2 separate regions of the Homo sapiens genome follow, and region 2 is linked to region 1. A link is an interaction called in ENCODE POLR2A ChIA-PET data of the cell type or tissue named here. Cell type or tissue: A673. All regions are shown on one strand. Region 1 has its middle 20 kb from the start of LGALS3. Region 2 overlaps FBXO34 (F-box protein 34).

Region 1 (8,000 bases):
TCCCGAAGTGCTGGGATTATAGGAGTATGCCACTGCACCCAGCCTCCATTAAAAAAAATTTTTTTTCTTTAACCTGGTGGTTCATGCCTGTAATCCGAGTACTTGGGGAGGCCAAGGCGGGTGGATCACTTGCGGTCAGGAGTTCAAGACCAGCCTGGCCAACATGGTGAAATTCCTCTCTACTAAAAAAAAAAAAAAAATACAAAAATTAGCCAGGCATGGTGGCAGACACCTGTAATCCCAGCTACTTGGGAGGCTGAAGCAGGAGAATCACTTGAACCTGGGAGGCTTAAGAGACTCTGTCTCAAAAGAATAAACAAAAATGAAAATAAAAAAATTTAAAAACCTATAACTGAAAACACAATGTGTTGCTGTGCTAGGTACCAAATTATAATAATGCTGGCACATAACTTTTGCTGGCAGTCTTTTGAGCAAATCTTGGATTGAAGCTTTCTGGGCCCTTCCTTCTTTCCTCCCTGCCTCTCTCTCTGTCCCTCTCTCTTTCACTGACTCTTTCAGCTAACAGGACATTGAAGTATAATTAATCTACAGCAGAATGCACAATTCTTAAGCGTATAGCTCATGAATTTTCCCACATATATACTCCATATAATCACTACGTATAACAAGATATAGACAGTGTCCAACACTCTGGAAAGTTTCCTTGTGTCCCTTCCAAGTCAAGAGCACCGCCTCTTGTTACTATTCTTACTTCCATCATCAAAAATTACTGAGTTGTGCCACTGATTAGGAAGGTTAGGGGTCTGCCCTGGCCTTTTCTATCTGTTCCTGCGACAATGTTCCCGAGAAGACAACTGCTGCACAAGGCTCAGGATTTTTGGTTCATATTCTTGTCATGCCTCAGTTGTGCATTCACGAGCGATGTGTAACCCACCCTGAGGCTCTACTGCTTATGAAAAGTTTTGAGTATTTTGTGTTTTGTGTCCAACTTTTTATTTAGGACAAGAAATTTAATAGTCTTTTTTTGTTTGTTTGTTTGAGACAAGGTCTTCCTTGGTCACCCAGGCTGGAATGCAGTGGCACGATCTAGGCTCACTGCAGCCTCGACCTCCCAGGCTCAAGTGAGGTCAAGTACCTTCAGCCTCCCAAGTACCACATCCAGTTAATTTATAAACTTTTTTGCACAAAGTCTCACTATGTTGCCCAGGCTGATCTCAAACTTCTGGACTTAAGTGATTCTCTTGCCTTGGTCTCCCAAAGTGTTGGGATTACAGGCATAAGCCATGGCATCCAGCTTCAGTGGTCTTAATAATTCACTTTGAAAGTTAAAAAACGTTCTGGTATTCCTTTTCCAAATTGGATCAGTTTTAAGATGAGATAAATGACAAGGCAAGCTGTTTTTAAATATGTGTTTATCTTTTGCAACTAAAACAATATGAAGTAAATTAAATGCTGAGCTTGATAAAAGATTGCAATGGTTATGCCTGTATTATTTCAAATTTTGGTGTTCATCAAAATGGTAATTTTTCTCATAGATTGACTTTATGAGAAGTGAATGCTAAATGAATTTTAACTTAAATGTAGATTCATAAATTATTTCTTTTGTGTTTTTATCTTTTATTGTTTTTTGAGACAGAGTCTCACTCTGTTGCCCAGGCTGGAGTACAGTGGCTTGATCTCGGCTCACTACAACCTCCACCTCCTGGTTCAAGTGATTGTCCTGTCTCACCCTCCCCAGTAACTGGGATTACAGGCGCCCACCACCACACCCAGGTAATTCTTGTGTTTTTGTAGAGGTGGGGTCTCGCCATGTTGTCCAGGCCGGTCTGGAACTCCTGGCCTCAAGCGATCTGCCCGCCTCAGCCTCCCAAAGTGCTGGGGTTACAGGCGTGAGCCACTGCGCCCGGCCTCCTTGGTATTTTTATGTCTATTTTTTTAGATGGAGTCTCGCTCTGTCCCCCAGGCTGGAGTGCAGTGGCGCGATCAGCTCACTGCAACCTCCACCTCGCGGGTTCAAGCAATTCTCCTGCCTCAGCCTCCTGAGTAGCTGGGATTACAGACGTCCATCAACACGCCCAGCTAATTTTTGTATTTTTAGTAGAGATAGGGTTTCACCATGTTGGCCAGGCTGGTCTTGAACTGCCTACCTCAGGTGATCCACCCACCTTGGCCTCCCAAAGTGCTGGGATTACAGGCGTAAGCCACCTGCGCCTGGCCGGTATTTTTAAATTAGAGTTCTTCTAAGATTTATCTGAAAAAGTTACACTACTAAAAAATTTGCAACCCACACCCAAGGACATAATTTGTCTGGGCATAGAGACTTGATGGCACTTCAAGTAGCTGGATGAGCTTCTCTTAACATGCGATTTCTCTCAGGTTTACATTCTTCTTGACTGCCCTTGTTCCTTTCCTATTCTATTTGAAGCAAAATGGTTAACGTTCTTCCACTTTCACCAGGACAGCCCTATTTGCCCCTTCCTTGTCCTTGTTAGCCTGGTTTTATAAAGCCTCTTTTGCAGGGGTCGGAACAGTTAATAGCATTGGGGATTGTCGCTTGTTCCCTGTAGATGAAAAGTATTTTTCTATTGTTTAAAAAAAAATCGAGGTCATTCTCCAAAGTAATTTCCTGAAATAAAGCGTGGGAGGAAGTCATGGGCATGAGGATGAGTCATCAGGCAGCAGCACGAGGCTGCAGGCGTGAGCTGGGGAGCCCTGGCTCAGTCCTCCGCAGGCTTGGATCCCTGAGCGGAGCAGGCCACTGGGGCCTTCTGCCGTGAGAAGAGACCTACTGAGAGGCGGGGAGTGGGGGTGGGAGTGGTTGCTTCTGACCTGTAGGACAGTGGTCAGCGTGGGCGGGTGGAGGCACAGGAGAAGGCCGACAGGCCCTGGGTCCTAGGGCCACTCAGCTGCTGGAAAATGAAGTTCAGAGTTGTTTGGACTGTCTGAAGTAGGATAGAACCAGCCTTAGCCCTAGTTAGGTAACACATGGCAGAGGCACCTGAGCAAAGACGTGAGCTGGACCATGGGCTTCCTGGCAGGACTTCCACGGAGGAGGGCGAGGGGAGAGGAGCAAGGGAGCAGAAGGCAGCTTGCCGTCCACGAAGCCTCCTGAGGCCCCAGATGAGTCACCAGACAACAGCCTGTCTACTTAAAGCAACTGCTGGGCAACTGCTGAGTAGAACAGTCCCTAACCACATGAACACTGGGGAGGAGGTTCTGAAAGACGCTGCTGGGTGCAAGGTCCCTAACTAGGGTAATCCAATTTCACTCCAGGCTAACATGAGAAATTATGACTCCAGCAGCCAATCCTGTGGGCCGTGAGAGAGTGGGAGAGGGATTTTCCAGATATAAGTCCCACTAGAGCTTCTTTTTTTTTTTTTTTTTTGATACGGAGTCTCACTCTGTTATCCACGCTGGAGTGCAGTGGCACCATCTCGGCTCACTGCAAGCTCCGCCTCCCGGGTTCAAGCGATTCTGTTGCCCCAGCCTCCTGAGCAGATGGGACTACAGATGTGCACCACCATGCCCAGCTAATTTTTGTATTTTTAGTAGAGACAGGGTTTCACTATGTCGGCCAGGCTGGTCTCGAACTCCTGACCTCATGATTCTCCTGCCTTGGCCTCCTAAAGTGTTGGGATCACTGGCATAAGCCACAGCTTCCGGCTGAGTCCCACTAGAGCTTCTAAGAAGAAATTAGGGAAGCAGGATTATGAGAGGCCTGGTCCCACTCACAGTGTGCGACATCACTGATGACTATGCTTGGTTACCTGCCTTGTTATTTGCTACCTTTGTTATTGTCTATTTCTTGGTAATTAGTAGTACACTATAGTGATTAGGAGTGATCAAGAAGATGCCTGGCTTCATATTCCAACTTTGTCGTTTACTAACTGTGAACTTGGCCGAGTTTTTTTTTTTTTGCTTGTTTGTTTTGTTTTGAGACAGGATCTCTCTCTGTCACCCAGGCTGGAGTGCAGTGGCGTGATCTCAGCTCACTGCAACCTCCACCTCCTGGAATCAAGGGATCCTCCCACCTTAGCCTCCCAAGTAGCTGAGATACACGTGTGCACCATCACACCTGGCTAATTTTTGTATTTTTTGTAGAGATGGTGTTTCACCATGTTGCCCAGGCTGGTCTTGAAGCCCTGGGCTCAAGCCATCACCCACCTTGGCCTCCCAAAGTGCTGGGATTACAGGCATGAGCCACCTCCTGACCTCAGGTGATCCACCTGCCTCAGCCTCCCAAAGTGTTGGGATTACAGGCATGAGCCACTGTGGCCAGTCCAGTTTCAATTTCTTTATTTGTAAATTTGTAATAATGACAGGACTAGCTCTTAGCCAGAAGCAGCAGCTCTTGCCTGTAATCCCAGCACTTTGGGAAGTTGAGGTGGATGGATCACTTGAGGCCAAGAGTTTGAGATCAGCCTCAGCAACATGGCAAGACCCCCATCTCTACAAAAAATATAAAAAATTATCCAGGTGTGGTGGCACACACCTGTGGTCCTAGCTACTTAGGAGGCTGAGGTGGGAAGATCGCCTGAGCCCATGAATTCAAGGCTGCAGTGAGCTATGATCACACCACTGCACTCTAGCCTGGGTGAAAGAGCAAGATCCTGTCTCAAAAAAAAAAAAAAAAAAAAAAAAAAGATAGGACCAACTGTATGGTAGACACATCTGTGTATGGGAGACACGCCTGACAGCAATAACCTAAACATTCCCTGAGAATGACACTGTATGGCAGATGCACCTGAATGTGTATGCTGAGTCCCAAGCATGCCAACTCAGAGATTCATTCCTTATCTATAAGGAACATCTGAGCTCTTGTCCTGACCATGGAATGCTGTAGAGGGGATCAAGGCCCTTTGTGTTGGTTTAAGTGAAGGTTGCCAGGTGGTGGTTGTCAGGGGATGGGTGTTAAGTGAAAATGCTATATAAACTGCATGCTTTTTTTTTTTTTTTTTTTTTTTTGAGATGGAGTCTCTCTCTGTTGCCCAGGCTGGAGTGGAGTGGCACGATCTCGGCTCACTGCAAGCTCCGCCTCCCAGGTTCAAGCCATTCTCCTGCCTCAGACTCCCAAGTAGCTGGGACTACAGGCGCCCACCACTGCGCCCGGCTAATTTTTTATATTTTTAGTAGAGATGGAGTTTCACCGTGTTAGCCATGATGGTCTCGATCTCCTGACCTTGTGATCCTCCCGCCTCGGTCTCCCAAAGTGCTGGGATTACAGGCGTGAGCCACCGCGCTTGGCCAACTGCATGCATTTTTACAAGCAGTGGCAATTCTCCTGTCCAGTTCACCTCCATCAGACCACTCTTTATGTAAGTGCCCTTCAATAAACTCTATGTTGGCTGTGTGCAGTGGCTCCTGCTTATAATCCCAGCACGTTGGGAGGCTGAGGCAGGAGGATCCCTTGAGCCCAGGAGATTGAAAGCAGCCTGGGCAATATAGCAAGGCCCATCTCTAGTGAAAAAAAAAAAAAGAAAAAGAACAAAAAAATAACCCTATGTCTCATTCGCTGGGTCTCTTCTTTGGCCTCTCAGACATGGCACCATCCCCACTGGAAGTTTTTTTTTTTTTTAATTTTTAAAATATTTTAAATTTTTAATTTTTTTCTAGTCCCAAAAGTAACATCCTGACCTACTGGAGTTAATGGGGTCCAGTATGATAGGTGGTGAGCCCAGCAGGAGGTGGGAGAAAAGCCCCAGATGATGAGATTGGAAAAGGGGAGATCTGCAGGGGGAAATCCCAGGTTGGCTGTCCATGTCTATATGGGGCCCAAGAGCCGCTATCCTTGATGGATTGGGCCTAATGTGTGAGTACAGGGATGCTCTGCAAACACTGAAAGGTCTGGAAGGGTAGTTGCAGGGGGTAGATCTGACTGAGCAAGGCTCAGATTCCTGAGCTGTGGCAGCTGTAGTTGGCTGGCCGCTTCGGACCATGCTCTAAGGAGCCATAGAGGCTGAGCTCACAGCACAAGCAACGGTCCAACTGGGCACAGATGGTGGCTTCTCTTCAGGACAAAATGGACTGTTGAGCCTACAAAGAGCCGCCCCTTTCCTCCACCAGGGGCTTGCTGTGGCACATCCAAGATGAGCTCCCAAGAGCTTGGGAGAACCTTCTGTCGTATTCATTGTTCTTTTTGTTGTGGTGGTTTGTGTTGCTGCTGCGCTGGTGCCAGTGCTCCTCTGTATATCTGGCCCCAGGGAATGTGATGAGACTATGAGAGCTATTCAAGGGCGTGCTGGGGTGGGGCGTATGGTAGATGCACCTGTGCGTGGCAGAAGCACCTGACAGTAATAACTTAAGCCTACCCTGAGAATGACCCTGTATGGCAGATGCACCTGAATGTGTGTTCAGAGTTCCCAGTGCGGCCAACCCAAAGATTCATTATATCTTTTTTTATTTTATTTTTGAGACAGAGTCTTGCTCTGTCACCCAGGCTGCAACCTCTGCCTCCTGGGTTCAAGCCATTCTCCTGCCTCAGCCTCCTCAGTAGCTGGGGTTACAGGCCCGCACCACCACGCCTGGCTAATTTTTGTATTTTTAGTAGAGACAGGGTTTCGCCATGTTGGCCAGGCTGGTCTTGAACTCCTCACCTCAAGTGATCTGCCTGCCTCGGCCTCCCAAAGTGCTGGGATTATAGGCGTGAGCCACCACGCCCGGCATCATTATATTTTATCTATGAGGAACATCTGAGAGCCTGGGCCATCCTGTGGAATGGGCTGTGCAGGGGATCAAGGCCCTTTGTTTTGGGTTAAATGAAGGTTGCCAGGTGGAGGTTGTTAGGGGAAGGGTACTAAATGTAAACACTATAGAAACTGCATGCTTTCTGTAGGTGCTGGTGCTTCTCTGGCCCAGCCTGCTGCCACTGGACCACCCTGTATAAGTTCCTCTCAATAAACCCCCTATCTCATCTATTGGCTTTGGGTCTCTTCTTCAGCCTCTTGAACCTGATGCCATCCCTATTGGGGTTAATAGGGGTCTGGCATGATACCAACTCTTTTTTTTTTTTGAGACGGAATCTCACTGTGTCACCCAGGTTGGAGTGCAGTGGCACCGTCTTGGCTCACTGCAACCTCTGCCTCCCGGACGAGAGATTCTCCTGCCTCAACCTCCAGAGTACCTGGGACCACAGGCATGCACCACAGCACCTGGCTAACTTTTGTATTTTTGTAGGGATGGGGTTTCATCATGTTGGCCAGGCTGGTCTTGAACTCCTGACCTCAAGTGATCCACCTGCCTCGGCCTCCCAAAGTGCTGGGATTACAGGCATGAGCCACCACTCCCAGCCCAACACCAACTCTTGAGGTAAAAATGTTTAAGTGAGAATGTGTATAAAGCCCTTGGCATTGGTAAGGGTGATGATGAGGATAGAAATAATAGTAGCAAGAGAAACAGTGATGGTGACAAGCCAAATAGCAGTTGTGTGCTGGTTTGGGGATGGGGGAGTGGATGGGAAGGTGGGGAAGGGCTGTCCTGCAAGCTTGGGGCCCAAGGGAATCTGAGAGGAAGAGCTTCCTACTGTGATTAGCCTCTGAGGGCCTCATGATCCCAGGCTGGTTCCTTTCAACCTGCCTACAGCTCTGGAAATCCTCCCTTCACTCAGGACACTTTTTATTTTATTTTATTTTTATTTTACTTATTTTTCTTTTTTTGAGATGGAGTCTCGCTCTGTCGCCCAGGCTGGAGTGCAGTGGCGTGATCTCAGCTCACTGCAACCTCTGCCTCCTGGGTTCAAGCGATTCTCCTGCCTCAGCCTCCCAAGTAGCTGGGATTACAGGCACCCACCACCATGCCCGGCTAATTTTTGTATTTTCAGTAGAGACGGGGTTTCACCATGTTGGCCAGGCTGGTCTCGAACTCCTATCCTCAGGTGATCTGCCCACCTCAGCTTCCCAAAGTGCTGGGATTACAGGCGTGAGCCACCGTGCCCCGCCCACTTAGGACTCTTCATTGAAGCCATCTGAGTGGATTCTGTCTCCTGCTGGGACCTCAACTAATCCAGTATTTGATGATTGCTGTGTGTCCTTCCGTCAGTCTTT
Region 2 (8,000 bases), 210 kb after region 1:
AGTCTTGTGACTGTCTCCATGGGATTTCATGTTATTGAGTTGGTTAGACTCTCATTGTGCTTAATTTCACACTAGGTCATCTCACAGTCCACTAAGTTCTCCTTTGTCTATTTGTTGATGGTTTTGTTGTTGATGGCCAGTGTAGAAGGGTCATAGGATATGAAGGTGGAAATTTAAGTAGGAAAATTTGCCTATTATTCCTATGGATTAAGAAGGGGGAATGTGGGTCTGTTAGGCACTTAAGAAACTCCTGGATTCCTTTATTGAGGAATGCACATATTTACACTTTTTTTAAAAGAAGATTTTTGTGGTTCAAGACAATGACAGCTGTATCTAAAAGAAATAAATACCTGTTCAAGTTTCTTTTGACACTGTACCTATCATACAGTGTACATGTGATCGATTTTTAGGTGAACCTTCTCTTTCAAAGTTGTGAAGATGGTAATTATTTTTAAAAATCCAGTATACAGAAATATCCAGTTGCCAAATTTTATTAAGCATTTATATAGAAAGGACTTCTGGCAACAACTTTTTGTTCTTCTTCTTTCCATTCTGTCCTTCTTCCCTCACTATGGTTTGTGTTTGAGTTGTTTTCAGTTTATATGATGACTCTGTATGGGTTAATGGCTGTTTTGTTTTTAATCCTTTGTAATTTTTGGTGATAACCCTGGGATTCTCTTTCCCTGAATGGGTGGCAGGAGAATTAGTCCAGGTTTTTTCATGTGATTGTATGCACAGGACCAACATTCTATATAGTGTGTGAAAGGATTTATTTTTCCTGAACTTTCTTTTTTTAGATGGAGTCTGGCTCTGTCGCCAGGCTGGAGTGCAGTGGCGCAATCTCGGCTCACTGCAAGCTCTGCCTCCCGGGTTTACGCCATTCTCCTGCCTCAGCCTCCCAAGTAGCTGGGACTATGGGTGCCCGCCACCACGCCCAGCTAATTTTTTGTATTTTTAGTAGAGACGGGGTTTCACCGTGTTAGCCAGGATGGTCTTGATCTGACCTTGTGATCTACCCACCTCAGCCTCCTAAAGTGCTAGGATTACAGGCATGAGCCACCACACCTGGCCAATTTTTCCTGAACTTTCATAGGAAACTCCTTTAAGGGTACAACTGTTAAATCACCTTGAAAGGCATATTTAACAAATCACCTTAAGTGAAAAAAAAAATGTATGCAATTGGACCGCCTCAGGTTATCCAGGTCCTTTAACTGCCATGCTTGCCATAATCTTTTCTCAAAGCAGACCTGCATCTACCTTGGCATTGCCTGAAGCGTGCATTTGAAAGAGGAAATCTACCAGCAAGGAGGGAACTCATTGGCATGGTTTGGGGAGAATTATGATAGGTTTATGATAAACTTGCTCAGGCGGTTGACTTTGTCAAGGCGACGGTGATTGTGTGCTTTGACCAGCAGCCTCAGACAAGACAAGCTCCTTTCTCAGCCTAGATGGGAAAGTGGTTAGCTGCCCAAAGCTAAATGGTAGGGTGAATTTTTTGCCAAACATATCAGCAGATTCTTTTTTCCTGTCTCTTTGCTAATACTGGGTGCTTTTAAAAAAATAAGTTTTGGCCAGGTGTGGTGGCTCACGCCTGTAATCCCAGCACTTTGGGAGGCTGAGGCGGGCAGATCACGAGGTCAGGAGATCGAGACCATCCTGGTTAACACGGTGAAACCCCGTCTCTACTAAAAATACACACACACAAAAATTAGCCGGGTGTGGTAGTGGGCGCCTGTAGTCCCAGCTACCCGGGAGGCTGAGGCAGGAGAATGGTGTGAACCCGGGAGGTGGAGCTTGCGGTAAGTCGAGATCTGCCACTGCACTCCAGCCTGTGTGACAGAGCAAGACTCCGTCTAAAATATATATATAAAGTTTTAAGGTGAGAAAGTTGAATAATTTTAATGTATAGTCATAGTCTTTGTTAAAACTTTTGTTAAATCTGGGATACTGTTGAGATAGCAGATGGCTGTTATAAAATGGGAACATGTCAGCTGTAAAAAGAAACCAATGTGGATTAAATCATAATTAAAAATACCTCTGGTTCACTAAAATATTTTTCCTTTGGGTTAAATATTAATTTTGTTATAGTTTTCTTTTTTATTCATCTTTTGAGAAAACCAAAAAATAAACAGTGGACACAGAGAAAATGACCAAGGGTAGCTTTGGAATTCCTTCATTCAGAGACTTTTTAGAATGTGGACTTTCCAAAGTCAAAGAATCTTAAAAATAAGAGTTACTTGTAAAAGCAAGGCTGATATGGGCGGTTTTTTTTTTTTTTAATTCAGTGACTTGTCAAAAAATAGATGATACTTATCAGGAATATTTGGCCATCTTGTAATATAAGGAATATCAGAAGGATATTGTCCACAAATGCCTTAAAATGGCACGTGCTTTACACATCCCACACCCCCCACCTGCAAAGAACAGATGCCTTCTATTCCCTGGCTCCCTTGCATTGTTGCCCAAAGTAGTTACATATGACCTTTTACTGAGACAACTTGCAATGTTTCTTTTTTTTTTTTTGGAGACAGGGTCTCCCTCTGTTGCTCAGGCTGGAGGGATTTCAGCTCACTGCAACCTCTACCTCCTGGGTTCCAGTGATCCTCCCACCTCAGCCTCCTGAGTAGCTGGGATTACAGCCAAATGCCACCACCCCCGGCTAAGTTTCATATTTTTTGTAGAGATGGGATTTCACCATGTTGGCCAGGCTGGTTTCAAACTGCTGACATCAAATGATCTGCCCGCCTCAGCCTCCCAAAGTGTTGGGATTACAGGCGTGAGCCACTGCATCCAGCCAGCTTGCAGTGTTTCTGACTGGTCCCAGTGCTTAGCTCAGTACCAAGGCACAGTAGGTTTTCATCTGTCGAATGGAGAAAGTGAATCAATACCTATTTGCCTCTTATGTCCATTCTCTGTAAAGCTGCCGCAGGGATCTGTCAAAAATACTCATCTTTAGTGGACCTCAGATCCCTACAGTTTTGCCTTTCAGATGCTTTTCCGTTTAAAATTGTTTTTGAAATTATACAATTTAACATGTATTTGTGATCAGAAATTCAAACCACATTGAAATAGCTGCAAAAAAATCTCTAACTTGCCTCCGCAAATATCCAGTTTGCCAGTTATTATATAAGACATCTTTCAGCTGGGCGTGGTGGCTCACGCCTGTAATCCCAGCACTTTGGGAGGCTGAGGCGAGCGGATCACGAGGTCAGGAGATCGAGACCACGGTGAAACCTCGTCTCTACTAAAAAAAGAAAAAATTAGCTGGGCGTGGTGGCGGGCGCCTGTAGTCCCAGCTACTTAGGAGGCTGAGGCAAGAGAATGGCGTGAACCCGGGAGGCGGAGCTTGCAGTGAGCCGAGATCACGCCACTGCACTCCAGCCTGGGCAACAGAGCAAGACTCTGTCTCAAAAAAAAAAAAAAAAAAATACAAACAAGCAACAACAACAACAAAAAAAGACATCTTTCTGTGTATTTGCAAACTACATATAGTCTTTTCAGTTTTTACACCAATAGCAGCATTATGCTAAAGTATTGTCTCTCTCCTCCCCCACCATTGGCTTCAGTAACTGATTTAATGTCATGGAAAATTTTAAAAAACAATTTATATATTTTTGATGAGACGGGGTCTCGCTCTGTTCCCTAGGCTGGTCTGGAATTCCTGGGCTCAAGTGATCCTCTCACCTGGGCTTCCCAAAATGCTGGGACTACAGGCATGAGCCACCATGCCTGGCCAGTGTCATGGAAATTAACCTTTTGTGCATATTGCAAATATTATTGTCCCATTCTTTTGCTTGTGTTTTAACTTTATGGTGTCTTTTTTCCAAATAAAAGTTTAACGTTTATATTTAGATATGTCAGTAATTTATATCTTTAGGAAGGAGGAGTTACCCAACTAAGATTATAAAGCATTCTACCATATTTGACAGTGTTGGATTTTACATTTTACTCAGTGTGCCATTAAAAATTTTTTTACTAAAATTATTTTTTTGGCCGGGCACGGTGGCTCACGCCTGTAATCCCAGCACTTTGGGAGGCTGAGGTGGGCGGATCACGAGGTCAGGAGATCGAGACCATCCCGGCTAACACGGTGAAACCCCATCTCTACTAAAAATACAAAAAAAAAAAAAAAAGCAAAAACGGGCATGATGGTGGGTGCCTGTAGTCCCAGCTAGTCGGGAGGCTGAGGCAGGAGAATGGCGTGAACCCGGGAGGCAGAGCTTGCAGTGACCTGAGATCACACCACTGCACTCCAGCCTGGGCGACAGAGTGAGACTCTGTCTCAAAAAAAAAAAAAAAAAAAAAAAAAAAAAAAAAAATATATATTTTTTTTTTTTTTTTTTTTTTTAGAGACAGAGTCTCACTTATGTTGCCCAAGCTAGTCTCAAGCTCCTGGCCTCAACTGATCTTTCCTTTTTGGCCTCCCAAAGTACTGGGATTATATGCGTGAGCCACCCCCTGACCTGGCCCCCCTTTAAATTTATTTATTTTTTATTTTTTTGAGATGTAATCTCGCTCTGTCCCCAGGCTTGAGTGCTATAGTGTGATCTTGGCTCACTGCGGTCTTCGAGTCTGTGATTCAAGTGATTCTCCTGCCTCAGCCTCCCGAGTAGCTGGGATTACAGGCACGTGCCACCACGTCCAGCTAATTTTTGCATTTTTAGTAGAGACGGAGTTTCACTATGTTGGCCAGGATGGTCTCAATCTCCTGACGTCATGATCCGCCTGCCTCAGCCTTCCAAAGTGCTGGGATTAAAGGTGTGAGCCATGGCGCTTGGCCAAAAATTTTTGTTTATGATGTAGGCCTGTATCTTTTCACTCAGAGATCCAGTTTTCTCAATTTATTCAAACATCTTGCATTTCCCATTTACTTGATGTCTTCTTAATCATTTGAGGTTCAGTTTATTGAACCACTTATTTCTGTACTGCTGCCATACTGTCTTGATTACTATAGCCCATTTTGGGAGTTGTTAAATTTTTCCCACTGCTGATGTTACTGATTTATTTAAAAATTTAGATATTAATCACATACCACAAAATTCACCCTTTGAAAGTGTACAGTTCACTGGTGTTTAGTGTATTCACAAAGTTGTGCACTTATCACCACTGTTTAATTATAGAACATTTTTGTCACCCCCATGGGTGACAAAATGGGTAACTCCATACCCATTAGCAGTTACCCTGCATTCCCTCCTCCCCCCCAGTGGTTGCCCTAGGCAACAACTGTTGTACTTTCTGTCTATAGAATTGCTTCTTCTGGACACTTCATACAAATAGAATCATATAGTATGTGCCTTTTGTTTCTGGCTTCTTTCACTTAGCATGATGTCTTCAAGGTTTATCCATGTTGTAGTGGATATCAGTACTTAATTCCTTTTGATGGCTGAATTAATATTCCATTGTATACTTGTACCACAGTTTGTTTACCCATTTATCTCTTGGTAGACAGAAGGGTTGTCACCACCTTTTATCTATTCTGAGTAGTGCTGCTATAAACATTTGTATATAATTATTGGTTTGAGATCTTTTGGGTATATACCTAGCAGTGGAATTGCTGGGTCGTGTGGCAGTTCTTTAAGTTTTTTTTTTTTAATGTTGATGTTTTATCTCTTAAGTTTATTGAGGTTACTGTTAGACTAGACTAAATAATTTTTAATTTGTTGGTTTAACTTGAAAGCCCCACATAACATGTAGTTTGCAAGTAATGATAGATTTTTTTTTCTCAGTAATATGATAGCTGGCATCTTTATTTCTAGCTCTGTATAGGACTGTTTTTAATATTTTGCCATTGTGTGTATGCTATTTTCTGTTTCTGATGGGTGCCTTTTATTAAAGGAAAAGAAGTTTTCCTCTATCCCTAGTTTGCTAAGAATTTTTATCAGGAATAAGTGCTTGTCTTAGTCTGTTTGGGCTGCTATTATAGAACACCATACACTGGGTGGTTTATATACAACAGAAATTTATTTGAACAGTCTGGAGTCTGAGAAGTCTCAGATCAAGGCAGCAGCAGATTTGGAGTCTGATGAGGGCCTGCATCCTGGCACTTAGATGATCATCTCCGAAAGGACGAGTGAGCTCTCTGGGTCTCATAAGGGCACTAATCCTATTCACAAAGGCTCCATCCTTATGACCCAGTTGTCTCCCACAGGCCCCACCTCCAAATACCTTCACATTGCAGATTAAGTTTCAACATATGAATTGTGTCCTGGGTGTGGGGGAATGAACATTCAGTCTATTAATAGTGCTGAATATTATTATTTCCCTATAAGAATTTGTTGACATATGGCTTCTTTAATCTGTTATATTTTAGCAGCATTGGGCTTGCACAGTACTATTTGCCTTAGTTGGTTCTTAGTTACTTTAGTGGATTTTTCTTCCCAACCAGACTGTTGCATAGGAACCTTCTAGACTTATAAATATTTTAATGTGATTTGTGTGTTTATGGGCAATCTGAAAATCTGTTCTGAAAGATCTGCAGTGCTAAGTTGTGATGGTGTAGAGCTGTACATGTTAGAATACAGTCTAACATGTTTATTTTCTTTGGTCCTCTTATTCCCTTCTTTTTTCTTGTAAACTAAATTATTTTTTTTTTGAGATGGAGTTTCACTCTTGTTGCCCAGGCTGGAGTGCAATGGCGCGATCTCGGCTCATCGCAACCTCCGCCTCCTGGGTTCAAGCAATTCTTCTGCCTCAGCCTCCTGAGTAACTGGGATTACAGGCATGTGCCACCACGCCCGGCTAATTTTGTATTTTTAGTAGAGATGGGGTTTCTCCATGTTGGTCAGGCTGGTCTTGAACTCCCGACCTCAGGTGAGCCGCCCACCTCGGCCTCCCAGAGTGCTGGGATTACAGGCGTGAGCCACCATGCCTGGCTGTAAACTAAACGATTTAAAATCTTGTTATTCAGAATCAAGAAACACACTCCTTTACGTGTTGTTTAAATGTACTCTATAATTGGTTCTGCTGCTCCTCCCACCTCGTTTCTCAGTTAAAAAACCAAAACTATAGAATGCTTGAATTTTCAGCAAAGTGGCAAATTATCCCCATTCATGGGGCGCTTATTACCGTGGTAACAAGGAGCCAACTCATTCTTGAAGTGGGGCAGGATTCTGGTCCATTGGTTTCAGGATCTAAAACAATCCAAATACCTTTTTTGTACACTTGACAGCATGGCCTATTCAAGGTGTTTCTAAACATCCTTAGCATACACAAAGCACAGCTGAGATAGTTTGTAGAGGAAGTAAAATCCCCCGAGTTGAGGTTCTGTCATATTACAAAGCTCTGAAACAAATCCAGTCTTTATTTCTGAAGATAATCACACAGCTTCCTATTAAGGTCCATTTCCCTCCCTCTGTCTCCTCCCCTTTCTCCCCATTCACATTAAAGACAACTAGTAGGGAAGATCTGGGGGACTAGATAATTAAATGAGGCAGAAGTAAAATGTGCTTTTTTAGACTTCGGCCGAGTTGCCTAGGTGAGGGCTGCAGGTAATCTTTGGTCTAAATATGTTGTGTTAGATTTTGAAGTGCCTTTTCTTAGGTCTTGCTGTGGGACAAGGTTGTTTGGGGCCTACATCTTAGAGATTTTCCTTAGCAGTTGTGTTTGAAGCTAAAGTCTGGAGGAGCAGGTTTGGTGAGGAGGAAAAAATCATAGATCAAGATGTGAGACTTGCTGTCCAAAAATGATTTTTAGAGAGCGTAAGAAATAAATTTCCCAGTAGCTCGTAATAGAGGGCAATCTAGTTTCTTAGCTTATGAATAGAATTTAAGAGTCCAGGAAAATCAAAGTATAATTCGTTTTGGATTAGTCAGATCTCTTGTTTATGGATACGATGATCAAAAAGAGCATTACATTTTATTTTTAGGAGAAGGAGAGAATTTCAAATGCAGGATAGAAAACTCTCAATAATACAAACTTTAGGGATGTTTTGATGTTAATGAGGACAAAACAGTTGGTATAATTTTACTTCCTAAAACAGCTGGTATAATTTTTATTCTGTA

Evidence for each region. ChIA-PET counts read pairs that join two places held together with the same protein. Peaks named below come from ENCODE experiments on the same cell type or tissue, not always from the same donor. Only the 100,000 strongest peaks of a DNase experiment are listed, where the experiment ranks them.
Region 2: POLR2A ChIA-PET joins it to region 1 with 7 read pairs; 5 of 35 experiments call an interaction of 5 or more read pairs at or near these places.

Annotation. Positions count from the first base shown.
Region 1 is chr14:55,105,311-55,113,310 of GRCh38, forward strand. No RefSeq gene overlaps it. Among named protein-coding and RNA genes, the nearest start is that of LGALS3, 20 kb to the right of the region's middle. RefSeq lists enhancers at 2,004-3,203, 2,750-2,849. In A673, no CTCF peak of the experiment used is centred here; DNase peaks (open chromatin) are centred at 2,641 and 3,141; H3K27ac peaks cover 1,372 bases.
Region 2 is chr14:55,318,901-55,326,900 of GRCh38, forward strand. The region is part of intron 1 of FBXO34 (F-box protein 34); the gene reads left to right. Among named protein-coding and RNA genes, the nearest start is that of FBXO34-AS1, 51 kb to the left of the region's middle. In A673, no CTCF peak of the experiment used is centred here; no DNase peak of the experiment used is centred here.